Regions from separate parts of the Homo sapiens genome. Here region 2 is linked to region 1. Evidence: read pairs that join two places in POLR2A ChIA-PET (ENCODE). Cell type or tissue: Panc1. All regions are shown on one strand.

Region 1 (8,000 bases):
GGGGATGTTGCTCTTCTACACAGACTTCATGGGCGAGGTGGTGTTTCAGGGGGACCCCAAGGCCCCGCACACATCAGAGGCGTATCAGAAGTACAACAGCGGCGTGACCATGGGCTGCTGGGGCATGTGTATCTACGCCTTCAGTGCTGCCTTCTACTCAGGTACCCGCTGCCAGCCAGGCTGGCACGGCAGTGAGAGCTTTGGTTGGGTCCATGGAGCATGCGAAATGAAGGCAGGTTCATGGCCTTACGATTGCAGACACCACATCCCAATTTGGGGGACGCCACTGTCTTTCCCGGCTGCAGGGCGCTGGGCCTGGGGGAGCTGGGCTGAAGAAATGGAGCTTACCAGCCTCAGGCCTCCCAGAGCTGGTGGCCTACGGGGGCACGGGTGCTTGTCAGGACCTGACTACACCGGCAGGCCATAGCGAGGGCGAAGTGGGGGGCCCTGGGGGAACCCCAAGGCCACACCCAGGCAGCGTGCTGTCCACCAGCCCCCAGCTCCTTCCCACTTTGATTCAAGGAGCAACTGGTCCCCAGGGAGGTGGGGGCAGGGGTGTGTGGTCGTGGAGCGTAGGGGTGGGCAGGGGCCAGGGGCCCAGATGACTTTGAGGTTCTCTGTCTGGGGTACCCTTGGAGCACAGTGCTGAGTTCACACCAGGGCGAAGCCGAGGTGCCATCCCCATGGGGCCTGGCCGGTAGCGTGCACCGGGCAAATTTTATCCCAGAGGTCCGCATACTTTTTTCGCAAAAGGCCAGAGAGTTGGTATTTCCGGCTTTGCCGGCCCAGCGGTCTCTGTTGCAGCCCCTCACCGAAAGCCACAGACACGGGAAACCGAGTGGGCGTGCCAAGCGCCAATCAAACCGCACTGTGTTCGCTGAAATACGAGTTTCATGTGATTTTCACGTGTCACAAAATATTCATCTTTTTTTGGTTTTTTAAATTAATTTTTTTTTTAAATTTACAAAACTAGGCTGCAGGCTGGACTTCGCCTTCGATCCATAATCTGCCAACTGCTTTATTTTAGTTGCCCCCATCTTTGTGGGTTCAAGCCCCAAAGTAGAGGGTCACTGAGGGGCTGCGGCAAGAAGAAATTTGTCAGATCTCACTTGTGAGTCCATGGGGTGGCACCTCGGGTGTTGGGTTCCCCCATAGCCATGTGGCCTTGGGGCGTGGGGAACTGGCCCCATTTTATCTGATTCTAGGGAGCCCCGTCGCTGACATCCATGCTGTCACATCATCTTGGGGGTGTAAAGATGGTGGCTGGCTACGGGATGGGCTGCTGTTGTACCCACAATTACACAAGAACACAGAGGTTTAACTCGAGACCCTCAGTCCCTGAGCCCCTTTGGTGTCACAGCCCCAAGACCCCTCCACCTGCAGAAGCCCTGGGGGACCTGGCCCGGGCCAGTGTGAACAGGACACCCTGGTCCTGCCATCTATCCAGACAGCCCTGTCCTGGGCACCCACCAGAATTACTGGGGTGGTCTCTCAGCTCCCCTGGGTTCCCCAGGAAGTACTTTCTGGTCTGGGGCAAGTGACCTGCCAAGCCGGGTCCCACCACTGCTAGCTTCAGGTCAGCCGCCGGGAGGTGGCACTGGAAGCTGAATCCCCGGAGGCTCTGGCCGTGTGGCACTGCTCACCCTCTCTGTGGCCCGCAGCTATCCTGGAGAAGCTGGAGGAGTTCCTCAGCGTCCGCACCCTCTACTTCATCGCCTATCTCGCCTTCGGCCTGGGGACCGGGCTTGCCACCCTCTCCAGGAACCTCTACGTGGTCCTGTCGCTCTGCATAACCTACGGGATTTTATTTTCCACCCTGTGCACCTTGCCTTACTCGCTGCTCTGCGATTACTATCAGAGTAAGAAGGTAAGTGCTCTCCCTTGTCTTGCTTCGGGTCTGCTTCTTGGAGAAACCCCACCTGAGAACTGTCCCCCAGGACCAGCTGCACAATCTGCAGAGCCCGGTGCAAAATGTCAAGACAGCGACCACAGAGCATGAAACCAAGGGGGGCCCTTCTGAGTCTGGGGCGTGCCCCCTGCCTGTAATCCCCTCATTGCTTCATTAGCAGAAGCCTCCAGCCCACCCAGGCTCTGGGTCAGGCTCTGTCCTTCCCAGGGATGTGGGGAATGGGAGGCTGCCCCTTCCTACTCCATTGTCAGGCCACCGGGTCTCCTGTTGATGCCTGTCCCAGCCATTCAGGGTGGGGCTTATGGGGAGGCAGTGAAGCTCGGAAAACTCAGCAATCCAGATCGATAACATGTTAATGCAGTATTTTTAAAAATCAGAATTCTTGCCAAAAATCCATGGAGAACAAAAACATCTTTCTTTCTTTCTTTTTTTTTTTTTTTGAGATGGAGTCTTGCTCTGATGCCTGTGCTGGAGTGTAGTGGTGCGATCTCGGCTCACTGCAACCTCCGCCTCCCGGGTTCAAGTGGTCCTCCTGCCTCAGCCTCCCGAGTAACTGGGACTACAGGCACGCACCACCATGCCCAGCTAATTTTTTGTATTTTTAGTAGAGACGGGGTTTCACCATGTTGGTCAGGCTGGTCTCAATCTCTTGACCTCATGATCCGCCCGCCTCAGCCTCCCAAAGTGCTGGGATTACAGGCGTGAGCCACCGCACCCAGCCCAAAATTTTAAATAAAGAGAGGATCAGTTCACCATGTACTAGGGGTTCTGATAGCCAGCTCAGCTCCTGATCCTTTTTCTGTGGGAACTTCAGTTCTGTCCTTGAATCCTGACTAGACGTTTCTTGCCCTCTGGTCTCAGATTTCTCTTGGCTTTTATTCCTTGATCCACCTGCCGGTTTTATCACCTCCCCTTGTTCCTCATGGCTTCCCATCAACCGTGGGTATTAGGTGACAGTGTAATTTATTAGATGTTGGTTTTGCCCAAATACTGGGCATGGCTTAATAACAACGAAACCATTTCATTATTTGGACAGGCCTGAGTACCTTATCAAGCAGATTAAAAGGATATGGTACCCGTCCTTTAGAAAAGGACAGCTGAAATCTCGTTACGGATTATGGATTTAGCATAAAGAAAAATAATCAGGCATAAATTAAGAGTAAGAGAGGGGTCCGGGCGTGGTGGCTCACACCTGTAGTCCCAGGTACTTAGGAGGCTGAGGTGGGTGGATCACGAGGTCAGGAGATTGAGACCATCCTGGCTAACACAGTGAAACCCCATCTCTACTAAAAATACAAAAGATTAGCTGGGCATGGTGGCGCGTGCCTCTAGTCCCAGCTACTCGGGAGGCTGAGGCAGGAGAATCGCTTGAATCTGGGAGGCGGAGGTTGCAGTGAGCCGAGATGGCGAGATGGTGCCACCGCACTCCAGCCTGGGCGACAGAGCAAGACTCCGTTTCAAAAAAAAAAAAAAAAAGAGTAAGAGGGACAATGAATAGAAATTTCACTTCACAGCCGGGTGCGGTGGCTCACGCCTGTAATCTCAGCACTTTGGGAGGCTGAGGCGGGCGGATTACCTGAGGTCAGGAGTTCAAGACCAGCCTGGCCAACATGGTGAAACCCCATCTCTACTAAAAATACAAAAATTAGCCAGGCGTGGTGGCGGACGCCTATAGTCCCAGCTACACGGGAGGCTGAGGCAGGAGAATGGCGTGAATCTGGGAGGCGGAGCTTGCAGTGAGCCAAGATCGCACCACTGCACTCCAGCCTGGGCGACAGAGCGAGACTCCGTCTCAAAAAAAAAGATAGTAATACTTTGAAAAAAAAAAAAAAAGGATCAGTAACAGTGCTGAGCCACCTCATATTGGAGTCTGAGGCAAAAGGAAAAATGGCATTTAAAAGGCCAAACGCAGTAGCTCACGCCCGTAATCCCAGCACTTTGGGAGGCCGAGGCAGATGGATCACTTGAGGTCAAGAGTTCAAGATCAGCCTGGCCAACATGACGAAACCATGTCTACTAAAATACAAAAATTAGCCAGGCATGGTGGCCCGTGCCCATAATTCCAGCTACTTGGGAGGCTGAAGCAGGAGAATGGCTTGAACCTGGGAGGCGGAGGTTGCACTGAGCCAAGATTGCACCACTGCACTCCAGCCTGGGTGACAGTGGCTATGTAAATAAATAAATAGGCCGGGTGCGGTGGCTCACGCCTGTAATCCCAGCACTTTGGGAGGCCAAGGAGGGTGGATCACGAGGTCAGGAGATCGAGACCATCCTGGCTAACACAGTGAAGCCCCTTCTCTACTAAAAATACAAAAAATTAGCCGGGCGTGGTGGCGGGCGCCTGTAGTCCCAGCTACTCTGGAGGCTGAGGCAGAAGAATGGCGTGAACCCGGGAGGCGGAGCTTGCAGTGAGCTGAGATCGTGCCACTGCACTCCAGCCTGGGCGACAGAGTGAGACTCCGTCTCAAATAAATACATACATACATAAATAAAGTGCCTTAAATTTTTGTTGATATTTTGCTCAGCATAGACTTTTACCGGCTGTATTGAAATATGCACCATCTAACAGTGTGTGATGTGCACCGTTCGGCGGTTTCAGCACACGCAGAGTTGTACAACCATCACCACCATCAATTTCAGAACAGTTTTGTCACCCCAGGAAGAAACCCGTCAGCCATCACCCCTCTGACCCTCCCACTCTCCCAGGCCTAGGTGACCGCTAACCTTCTTCCTGTCCCCATGGACTTGCCTATTTGGGACGTCTCCTGTGATGGAGTCAGGCAGTCTGCGGCCTCTCGTGTCTGGCATCTGCAGTGCAGCTGTGGGCTTCGAGCTCCATCTGTGCTGTTTCCTGGGTCAGCGCCTCCTTCCCTTTTATGGTCACATAATGTTCCCACCATAATTTTCCTTTGCAGTGACTTTGAAATCTTAAAATGCTGCATTGAAATATTACCTGGACAGTCTGGGCAACATAGTCAGACCCCATCTCTAAAAAAATAAAATTAAAAATTAGCCAGGTGTGGTGGCATGCACCGGTAGTTCCAGCTACTCGGGAGGCTGAGGTGGGAGGATCACTTGAGCCCAGGAGGCTGAGGCTGCAGTGGGCTGAGATTGTGCCACTGCACTCCAGCCTGGGCAACAGAGCAAGACCCTGTCTCAAAAAAAAAAAAAAGAAAAGAGAAAAGAAAGAAAGAAAAGAAATGTGACCTGGATTACTGAGTTTCTCTCTCTCCCTTTTAATCTCATGCCTCAGTTGCCTCCCCCAGGCCTGGGCCTGATTTGTTTTAGGGAGTTTGGAGTCTGACAAGTTCAGCTGGGCTGGCCCTGAGCACAGCCCTTCTGATGGGGGGAAGCCGCAGGGGAGGCCCAGGCTCCCAGGTCACAGCAATGCCCACTCACGCAGCACCTTGCAGGCCGGCTGGTGCTGGGGGAGCCCAGTGAGGGAAAGCCATGCCACCGCTCCCCACCGTCACTCTGCACAGACCACACTCTCAGCCACTGTCCCCCAGCATGGCATGCAGGGGAGGGAGAGTGAGTGACGTGCCCAAGCTGGAGGCCACGAGGACCTTGGAGCCTCGGACAGAGGACCAGCGGCTGTCATGTGCAGAGGACTTTGGGGGTGTAGGGCAGGTCCCATCCTGGATGAAGGTGAAGGAGGGGATGGCAGGAGTGGAGCGGTCGCCTGGCTGGGCAGATTGGTTTTCTTTGGGTGAGAGGATGGGGAAGAGCTCAAGTGCTGAGCGGGGAAAGTGTCTCCCGCCACCTCGGCCCGTGGGAGCTCAGCCCTCTGCCCCATTAGTCATGGATTCTTTTCATTGTCGTCATCTCTCCGAACACAAATATTGTTAAACTCTTGGCTGAACTCCCTGTGCATGTTGGCGCTGAAAAATGTGAGGCCGCTGTGTGTGGGCCGCTCGGGCCTCCTGGGCTCGCAGGACACACCGAGCTCGGTCACCCCGTGCTGGCCGCGGCGTGTCTCGCTGACACGTTTCTTCCTCTGGGTCAGTTTGCAGGGTCCAGTGCGGACGGCACCCGGCGGGGCATGGGCGTGGACATCTCTCTGCTGAGCTGCCAGTACTTCCTGGCTCAGATTCTGGTCTCCCTGGTCCTGGGGCCCCTGACCTCGGCCGTGGGCAGTGCCAACGGGGTGATGTACTTCTCCAGCCTCGTGTCCTTCCTGGGCTGCCTGTACTCCTCCCTGTTTGTCATTTATGAAATTCCTCCCAGCGACGCTGCAGACGAGGAGCACCGGCCCCTCCTGCTGAACGTCTGACATCGCGGAGCCTCGACTCCGGACACGCGCCTGCACCTGGGGGTCTGGAGCAGGCCGACCAGTGAGGACCAAAGGGCCTTGTTGGACAGGGGGACTGGCTGCCTACTGGAATGTAAATATGTGATAAAATAATAAATGACAGCGGCAAAGCCTATGGTTTCTAGGCATTGCTCTCTGGTGGCTGAGAGGTCCCCATGGGATTGAGTTACCCTCCTGAGGACTCGGGCAGGGGAGGTTTGTAAGAATCTTTTTTTGAAAGTAAAGGTGTAATTCAATGGTTCTCAACCAGGGGCAATTTTGCCACCCCACCCCCACCCCCAGGAAGACATCTGGCAAAGTCTGGAGATAGCTTTGGTTGTCACAACTCGGGGATGCTGTAAACCTCCCACGGCACACAGGACCGCCCCAACAGCAAGGAGCTAGCAAGACCCAGCTGTCAATTGTGCTGAGGTAGAGTGAGCCTGGTCTAACTGGACCATACATTCTGTACATTGCATCCCAGGGTAGAGTCACAGTATACAGGTCTTTTGGATCAGAAGGCCTCATATTCATTCACTTGTCCATTCATCCATTTATTCTCTCATCCATTCATTCATCTACCCATCCGCATATCCACCCATCCACATAACCATCCATCCACTCATCCAAATATCCTCCCATCCAAATATCCACTCATCTATATATCCATCCATCTACATACCCACCCATTCATCCGTCCACATAACCATCCGTCCACTCATCCAAATATCCACCCATCTGAATATCTACTCATCTATATATCCATCCATCCACATATCCACCCATCCACCCATCTAAATATCCACTTCTCCATATATCCATCCATCCATCCATCCATCCATCCATCCATCCATCCATCCACATCCAAATATCCACTTCTCCATATATCCATCCATCCACATATCCACCCATCCGTCCATCCACATAACCATCCATCCACTCATCCAAATATTTACCCATCTGAATATCCACTCATCCACAAAACCATCCATCCACACATCCACCCATCTACCCATCCACATAACCATCCATCTACTCATCCAAATATCCACCTATCCGAATATCCACTCATCCATATATCCATCCATCCACATGTCCACCCATCTACCCATCCAAATATCCATTTCTCCATCCATCCATCCTTCCACCCATCCTCTTATCCACTCATCCACCCTCCAGATATCCAGCGAGTGCCTGGGTGTGGCAGACAGTGGTTGGCCTGGGAATCCAGCTGTAAGTGTCCACTCTGCCCTGCTGGAACTGATGTGAGAGGAAGGGAGACACATGGCTCACTGAGGTTCCGTGCAGCGCAAGCGCAGGGAAGGAGGACAGGGCGACAGCAGCGTGTCTGGGTGGCCTCAGTAGTGAGGTGCCGTTTGAGCAGTGTCCTGATGAAGCCAGGGAGTGATCTCTGAAGTGAGCACTTGCTTGACAGGCTCGAGGGAGCATAGGCACCAAGATGCTCAGATTGTAAAATGCCCCAAAAGTTGAAATCTCAAAGAGTTTGGAGCTGATGTGGCTGGCCAGCGCCCATCCTGCCTTTTGACTCCACAGGCAGGGACTAGGGGCTGGAGGGCGAGGTTCGGGTCATTCTTCCCCCTCCATCCGCCAAGGGTTCATTCCACAGATGGACACCATGTGCCTGCTGCGTGCAGGCGTCGCTGGGCCTGGGTCTGCCCGGGCTGTGCCCACTGCCTCCCAGTGCCCCTTTGTGGATCTGGCAAAGCTCTCGTGAGTGTGGCAGTCCCTCGCCATCTGGCCTCTGACCATCTTCGTCACCTGACGCTGGAAGCTCACCAA
Region 2 (8,000 bases), 210 kb before region 1:
TATAACTGCTGCTCAGCCATTGACGTCGGGAAGGTAGCACAGGCTCATTGCCACCACTGAACCCTCAGACCCCACCCAAGTGTTGCCAGTTGTTCCAATAATGTCCTTTATGGTGAAAGGACCAGATCCATGGTCACATATTGCATTGAATTGTCACGTCTTCTTCTTTAGTCTTCCCTCGACCTACATGACCTTGCCATTTTTGGAGATAATAGTTTAACAGTCCAGTGGGTTCACCTTGCCCGCTGCCTAGACAGAGCTGGTTGATCATGACAGGGGAGTTGCAATGGACAATGGAGAAAGCGTAATTCACACAGAGTCGACTGTGTGGGAGACCAGAGTTTTGTTAATACTCAAATCAGTCTCCCTGAGCATTTGGCGATTAAAGTTTTTAAAGATAATTTGGTGGGTAGGGGCTTGGGAAGTGGAGAGTGCAATGGAGATGGAATCACAGGGGGTCGAAGTGAGTTTTTCTTGCTGTTTTCTGTTCTTGGGTGGGATGGCAGAACTGGTTGAGCCAGATTACTGGTCTGGGTGGTGGTAGCTGGTCCACTGAGTGCAGGGTTTGCAAAATATCTCAAGCACTGATCTTAGGTCTTACAATAGTGATGTTATTGCCAGGAGCAATTTGGGGAGGTTCAGACTCTTGGAGTCAGAGGCTGCATGACCCCTAAACTGTAATTTCTTGTTTTGTTTGTTTGTTTTGTTATTGTTGTTTGGTTTTTTTTGAGACGGAGTTTCACTCTTGTTGCCCAGGCTGGAGTGCAATGGCATGATCTCAGCTCACCGCAACCTCCACCTCCCAGGTTCAAGCAATTCTCCTGCCTCAGCCTCCCAAGTAACTGAGATTACAGGCATGTGCCACCACGCCCGGCTAATTTTGTATTTTTAGTAGAGATGGGGTTTCTCCATGTTGGTCAGGCTGGTCTTGAACTCCTGACCTCAGGTGATCTGCCTGCCTTGGCCTCCCAACGTGCTGGGATTACAGGCATGAGCCACTGCGCCTGGCCAGTAATTTCTAATCTTGTAGCTAATTTGTTAGTCCTGCAAAGGCTGAGTGGTCCCAGGCAAGAAGGGGGTCTTTTTGGGAAAGGGGTTTTATCAATTTTGTTTCAGAGTCCAACCACGAATTGAATTCCTTCCCAAAGTTAGTTTGGCCTATGCCCAGGGATGAACAAGGACAGCTTAAAGGTTAGAAGCAAGATGGAGTTGGTTAGATCTGATTTCTTCCAGTGTCATAATTTCCTGAGTTATAATTTTGCAAAGGTGGTTTCAATAGGACACTTGCTTTGTAGCCTGCACTTTGGTTTTCATTTCTCTGATGTGCCCTCACGGTTAGGGCCAAGTGATGCATCTTTAGTGGGAATAGCTCAGGAGTAGTGCGGTCTTCTTATTGTATTATAACACATGCGGTGGCATTTGTTGGCTCAGCTTCTACACTGTAAAGTTGCTCTTTTTGCCTCTTAATGAATATGTATCTTGAGGGAGATACTAAAAAAAATCCCTTTCCTCATCAAATTCTGCATGTGTTCAGTATGGATTCATGGCTTTCTATTTTATCCACTAGGTTATAATCTGTTGCCATCTTTATTTTAATACTCAAATTCTCCCATATTCAGTGACCACCTCAAGCTGACTTCTGTATCCTTTTGACACATCTCAGTCATTCTTTGAGCACTTCCTTTTTTGCTGAGATGGGTACATGTTCTAGGCCCACCCTGTGCTTCCCCTGTCTAGTCTGGAATCAGCCGTTTCTCAAAGGAGCTTTTGGTGGAGAATGGTGTTTAGAAACCAAGATCTGGATAGCAGGTGTGCTCGCTGTGATTGGGCTATTGCTGCTCCCAATCCTCTAGATAGCCAGAACAACAACATAAAAACATGTATGTTTGGCTGGGCACGGTGGCCGATGCCTGTAATCCCAGCACTTTGGGAGGTTGAGGTGGGTGGATCACCTCAGGTCAGTTTGAGACCAGGCTGACCAACATGGTGAAACCTTGTCTCTACTAAAAATACAAAAAAATCAGCAGGGTGTGGTGGTGCATGCCTGTAATCCCAGCTACTTGGGAGGCTGAGGCAAGAGAATCGCTTGAACCCGGGAGGTGGAGGTTGCAGTGAGCCAAGATCATGCCACTGCACTCCAGCCTGGGCGACAGAGTGAGACTCTGTCCCCGAAAAAAAAAAGAAAAGTATGTTTATTTCTGTATGTTTTTACTCACACCAAAATACCTTCAATTCCAGCCCAGTACCACAGGACTTATTCTAGTTTTCTCTCTTTTCATATTTGTATCTCCTTTCTCTGACAGTGAGACCATGGCTCCCATTATTCTAAGTATACTGACTTATTTGACTAATCCCCTGTAGATGATCAGTCTCTCCTGCCTTCTCCCCCACCACATGTGGACACCCTCCTCACCCTGCCTGGCCCTGACACCCCGTGCTGGGTCTTCAACATGCACAGAGGCCCTCCTGACCCCACTCGGGCTCTGATCTTCCACACCAGACCACCCCTTCACACGGGCCCCCTCCTCCCACATTTGGGCTCCGAGTCCCCAGGCTGAGCTGCCCTTTACCTTGCTTGAACTCTGACACCCCATGCCAGGTCTCGGCCTTGCGAGGACACCTTTCTCACCTTATGCTGGAGCTCCCTGGCACAGACTGCCTTGCACTGTGCTGGACTTTGCCTGCTGCCTGGATGCACTCCTCACCATGCCTGGGCCCTGAAATCCCACTGCAGGCCATTCTCACACATGGATGCTTTCCCTACCCTGCTTGGGCCCTCACTCCCATGCTGACTCCCTCTCCCCCATTGTATTAATCCATTTTCATGCTGCTGATAAAGATATACCTGAGGCCAGGCGCAGTGGCTCATGCCTGTAATCCCAGCACTTGGGAGGCAAAGGCGGGTGGATCAACTGAGGTCAGGAGTTCGAGACCAGCCTGGCCAACATGGTGAAACCCTGTCTCTACTAAAAATACAAAAATTAGCTGGGCATGGTGGCAGGCGCCTGTAATCCCAGCTACTTGGGAGGCTGAGGCAGGAGAATTGCTTGAAACTGGGTGGCGGAGGTTGCAGTGAGCCTAGATTGCGCCATTGCACTCTAGTCTTGGGGACAAGAGTGAGACTTCGTCTCCAAATAAATAAATAAATAAAAATACATACCTGAGACTGGGCAATTTACAAAAGAAAGAGGTTTAATGGACTTACAGTTCCATGTGGCTGGGGAGGCCTCACAATCATGGTGGAAGGTGAAAGGCATGTCTCACATGGTGGCAGACAAGAGAAGAGAGCTTGTGCAGCGAAACTCCCCTTTATAAACCAGATCTTATGAGACTTATTCACTATCATGAGAACAGCACGGGAAAGACCTGCCCTCATGATTCAGTTACCTCCCACCAGGTCCCTCCCACAACACGTGGGAATTCAAGATGAGATTTGGTTGGGGACACAGCCAACCCATATCACCCATGCCTGGATGCCCTTCTCATGCTTGGGTTCTGTCATCTGCACCAGGCCTTCTGCTGCCCGTCTGTCTTACCCACCAGGACTCTGACTCTCCACGCTGGGCCACCTCTCTTCTCCAACACTGCTATGGATTGAATGTTTATGTTCTCCCCAAATTTGCATGTTGCAATCCCAATCTCCAATGCCATAGTATTAGGAGGTGGGGGCCTTTGGGAGGTGATTTGGTCATGAAGGTGGAGTCCTCACAGCTGGGATGAGTGTCCTTCTATAAGAGGCTCCAGTGAGCTCCCTCGCCCCTTCCACCATGTGGGGACACAGCGAGAAGATGCTGTCTATGAACCAGGAAACCGGCCCTTGCCAGACACTGAATCTGCACTTTGATCTTGGACTTGCAGCCTCCAGAACTGTGAGAAATAAATGTCTATCGTTTATAAGGCACTCGGTCCATGGTATTTTTGTTAAAGCAATCTAAACGGACTAAGACAGACACCTACCTTGCTCTACCAACCCTTCATGATATTAGAACTGAATTGTTCAGGAAGGAACAAAAAGGGAAGGGAAAGAGAAAGGGAAACAGAAAGGAAACAAGAGGAAGAAGAACGTGAAGTAGACAGGGAGACCATTTGCTTTTTCTTAGCTTCCCTTTTTTGTTATACCCTATTATCTGTCATCATATCAGACCTCACGTTACATTGCACAGGCGCCCCCAGCTTAGCCACCTTCCCCATCCCTCTCTTCTGTTCACACTTCCACTCCTCCATCTCCCTCCTTCCCCAGATCCAATGATCTATCCATCTTGGCCTCAGCCCTCTTGGAATCAGCTCCAGAGTGTGCAGGTCTGGACTGTCCAGTTTGTCAGCCTCATTGAGAACCAGTTATCTGAAAAGAATGAGGAATTTTAACTTCTCTCTAGAGGATAGTGAAGACATAGGACATGTGATACCTCAGATGTAATACCCTGTGATTATGAGACTGTTTCTCTGCAAGGGCAAATAGAGATAAACATGTCCTTTTAAGGTTTTTACCAGTTTTTAAAATGATAGCTAGCATTAGTATTTATCTTTTTTTTTTTTTTTTTTTTTTTTTGAGGCAGGATCTCCCTCTGTCGCCAGGCTGGAGTGAAGTGCTACAGTCATAGCTCACTGAAGCCTTGAACCCCTGGGCTCAAGCAATCCCCAAGGTTCCTGCCCCAGCCTTCCAAGTAGCTGAGACTACAGGTGTGTGCCACCACACCTGGTTAATTTTTATTTTGAATTTTTTTATAGAGAAGGGGTCTTGCTATTTTGCCCAGGCTAATCCCAAACTCCTATCCTCAAGCAATCCTCCTTCCTTGGCTTCCCAATGTGCTGGGATTACAGGTGTGAGCCACTGTGCCCAGTCTAGTATTTCTCTTTGATTCAGATCGTTTTCATTTCAGTAAGTGTAGATATTCATTACTTCAGTATTATATCAATTCAACATTCCTAAAACTAATTAAGAATGTTGGAAAAAACACAACTAAATTAATACTAAGACTTACTACAGACTCACTTTTTATTTTTATTTTATTTTGTTTTTGAGACAGTCTGTCACCCAAGGTGGAGGGCAGTGGTGTGATCTTGGCTCACTTCAACCTTTGCCTCCTGGGTTCAAGCAATTCTCCTGACTCAGCCTCTTGAGTAGCTGGGATTACAGGTGCCCACCACTATGCCTGGCTAATTTTTGTATTTTTAGTAGAGCCAGGGTTTCACCATGTTGGCCAGGCTGGTCTCGAACTCCTGACCTCAGGTGATCCACCCGCCTCGGCCTACCAAAGTGTTGGGATTACAGGCGTGAGCCAGCACACCCGGCCTATTAGAGACTTTAAGAGTAGAAATATACCCCCAGATTTCTGTTAGCATTTCAAAAGGAAGCTTGAATCAATACTATTTGCTTCCACTAGAATTAATTCATAAACAAAACCAAAAACTCTCAAAACAATTGAGCCTGTAATTTATTTCCGTTGAAATTTTAATTTTACATTACATTGGCCGGGCGTGGTGGCTCATGCCTGTAATCCCAGCACTTTGGGAGGCCGAGGTGGTGGATCACCTGAGGTCAAGAGTTCGAGACCAGCCTGGCCAACATGGCAAAACGCCGTCTCTACTATAAATACAAAAATTAGCTGGGCGTGGTGGTGTGTGCCTGTAATCCGAGCTACTTGGGAGGCTGAGGCAGGAGAATCTCTTGAACCCGGGCGGCAGAGGTTGCAGTGAGCTGAGACTGCCCCACTGCACTCCAGCCTGGGCAACAGAGGGAGACTTTGTCTAAAAAAAAGAAAAAAAAATGGGTTACATTTATCCACCACTCACATGTTCAGTTGGGAAATGGTATGTGTTAGAAATTTTAAAAATAGAAGTAAGACCAGGACAACCACAGAAAGTTCTAACACAAAAGTATTAGTCCGTTCTCACACTGCTATAAAGAAATCCCTGAGACTGGCTACTTTATAATAAAAAGAGCTTTAATTGGCTCACGGTGCCGCAGGCTGTGCAGGAGGCATGGCTGGGGAGGCCTCGGGAAACTTATCATCATGGCGGAGGGCGGAGGGCGGAGGGGAAGCCGGCACATCTTACATTCTTACATGCCTGGAACAGCAGGAAGAGGGGTCAGGGAGGTGCTCCCCCCACTTTTTTTTTTTTTTTTTTTTTGAGACGGAGTCTCGTTCTGTCACCCAGGCTGGAGAGCAGTGGCGCGATCTTGGCTCACTGCAACCTCCGCCTCCCGGGTTCAAGCGATTCTCCTGTCTCAGCTTCCTGAGTAGCTGGGATTACAGGCAGGCGCTACCACACTCAGCAAATTTTTGTATTTTTAGTAAAGGTGGGGTTTCTCCATGTTGGCCAGGTTGGTCTTGAACTCTTGACCTCAGGTGATCCACCCGCCTCGGCCTCCCAAAGTGCTGGGATTACAGGCATGAGCCACCGCGCCCGGCCAGGTGCTACACACTTTTAAACAACCAGATCTCACAACAACTCCCTCACTATCACGAGAACAGCGCCAAAGGGGAAACCAACCCTATGATTCAATCACCTCCCACCGGGCCCTGCCTCCAACATTAGGGATTACAATTTGACATGAGATTTGGGTTGGGACACAGATCCAAACCATACCAACAAGCATCCAGAGCCTTGCATGGACTAAAATGTCTCCATCCCCGGCTTCTATTCTGGGGTAACTGCATGAGCACCTCAGAGATCAAACATCTCGAAGATGAGAGTGGCCTCATTTAGAAATCTGTGGCCATGTCCCAGTGAGATGTGCTTTCGGCAGGTATCTCAGCCAAATGACAACACTGGTATTTTATTTTATTTTATATTTTTAGGGAGAGGCTCTCACTCTGTCGCCCAGGTTGGAGCGCAGTGGCACGATCATGGTTTGCTACAGCTTCAAACTCCTGGGCTCAAGTGATCTTCCTGTCTCAGCCTCCAGAGTAGCTAGGACTACAGGCACACCACCACCTTGGCTAATTTTTAAAGTTTTTGTAGAGACTCAGAATATTGGGTCTTATTATGTTGCCCAGGCTGGTCTTGAACTCCTGGCTTCAAGCCATCCTCTCGCCTTGGCCTCCCAAAGTAGTAGGATTACAGGCGTCAGCCCCAACTCATGGCCAACATTAGTATTTTAGCATTTATTTCAGTATCAAAGTTCCACTTTAAAAAACATCAGTATAGGCTGGGCGTGGTGATTGATGCCTGTAATACCAGCACTTTGGGAGGTTGAGGCTGGCAGATTACTTGAGCTCAGGAGTTCAAGACCAGCCTGGGTCACATGCCAAAACCCCGTCTCTACAAAAAATACAGAAAATTAGCCAGGTGTGGTGGTGTGCTCCTGTAATCCCAGCTACTCAGGAGACCGAGGCAGGGGAATTGCTTGAAGCTGGGAGGTCGAGGCTTCAGTGAACTGAGATTGCGTCTCTGCACTCCAACCACCTGGGTGACAAACCAAGACCCCCTCTCTCTCTCTCAAAAAAAAGGGGGGGCTATTTTGGCCAGGTGCGGTGGCTCACGCCTGTAATCCCAGCACTTTGGGAGGCTGAGGTGGGCAGATCACTTGAGGTCAGGAGTTCAAGACCAGCCTGGCCAACATGGTGAAACCCCGTCTCTACTAAAAATACAAAAATTAGCCAGACATGGTGGCACGCACCTGTAATCCCAGCTACTCGGGAGGCTGAGACAGGAGAATTGCTTGAACCCAGGAGGCAGAGGTTGCAGTGAGCCAAGATCACACCACTGCACTCCAGCCTGGGTGACAGAGCAAGATCCTGTCTCAAAAAAAAAAAAAAAAAAAAAAGGGACATTTTATTGAAAACTTTTCAAATTCATGAAATGGAGAATAGAAAGATCAAAACTAAACATCTATAACACATCCCAGAGCATTTCTTGGAGCTTAGCTTATCTTGGCTTAGCTGCTTCCTTTATCTCCAGGGCACCCCCGGGGCCCTGACTAGCAGCTTTGTGACCCTCGAAACACACAGAGTGGTTCCACTGTCCCCCTTTGAGTGAGGGGCTTTGGTTTTGGG

What was found. ChIA-PET counts read pairs that join two places held together with the same protein. Peaks named below come from ENCODE experiments on the same cell type or tissue, not always from the same donor. Only the 100,000 strongest peaks of a DNase experiment are listed, where the experiment ranks them.
Region 2: POLR2A ChIA-PET joins it to region 1 with 11 read pairs; 4 of 35 experiments call an interaction of 5 or more read pairs at or near these places.

Annotation. Positions count from the first base shown.
Region 1 is chr1:8,337,832-8,345,831 of GRCh38, forward strand. SLC45A1 (solute carrier family 45 member 1) reads left to right here. Exons shown (of 9, transcript NM_001080397.3): 7 at 1-161; 8 at 1,662-1,867; 9 at 5,916-6,334. The coding sequence ends at 6,182. Among named protein-coding and RNA genes, the nearest start is that of SLC45A1, 24 kb to the left of the region's middle. RefSeq lists an enhancer at 5,045-5,785. In Panc1, no CTCF peak of the experiment used is centred here; a DNase peak (open chromatin) is centred at 5,740; H3K4me3 peaks cover 774 bases; H3K27ac peaks cover 2,639 bases.
Region 2 is chr1:8,123,170-8,131,169 of GRCh38, forward strand. ERRFI1-DT (ERRFI1 divergent transcript) reads left to right here. Exons shown (of 3, transcript NR_185980.1): 3 at 1-3,901. It overlaps LOC107984915 (a long non-coding RNA gene), which reads right to left. Exons shown (of 3, transcript XR_001737893.1): 3 at 5,986-6,069. Among named protein-coding and RNA genes, the nearest start is that of LINC01714, 82 kb to the right of the region's middle. In Panc1, no CTCF peak of the experiment used is centred here; no DNase peak of the experiment used is centred here; H3K27ac peaks cover 7,562 bases.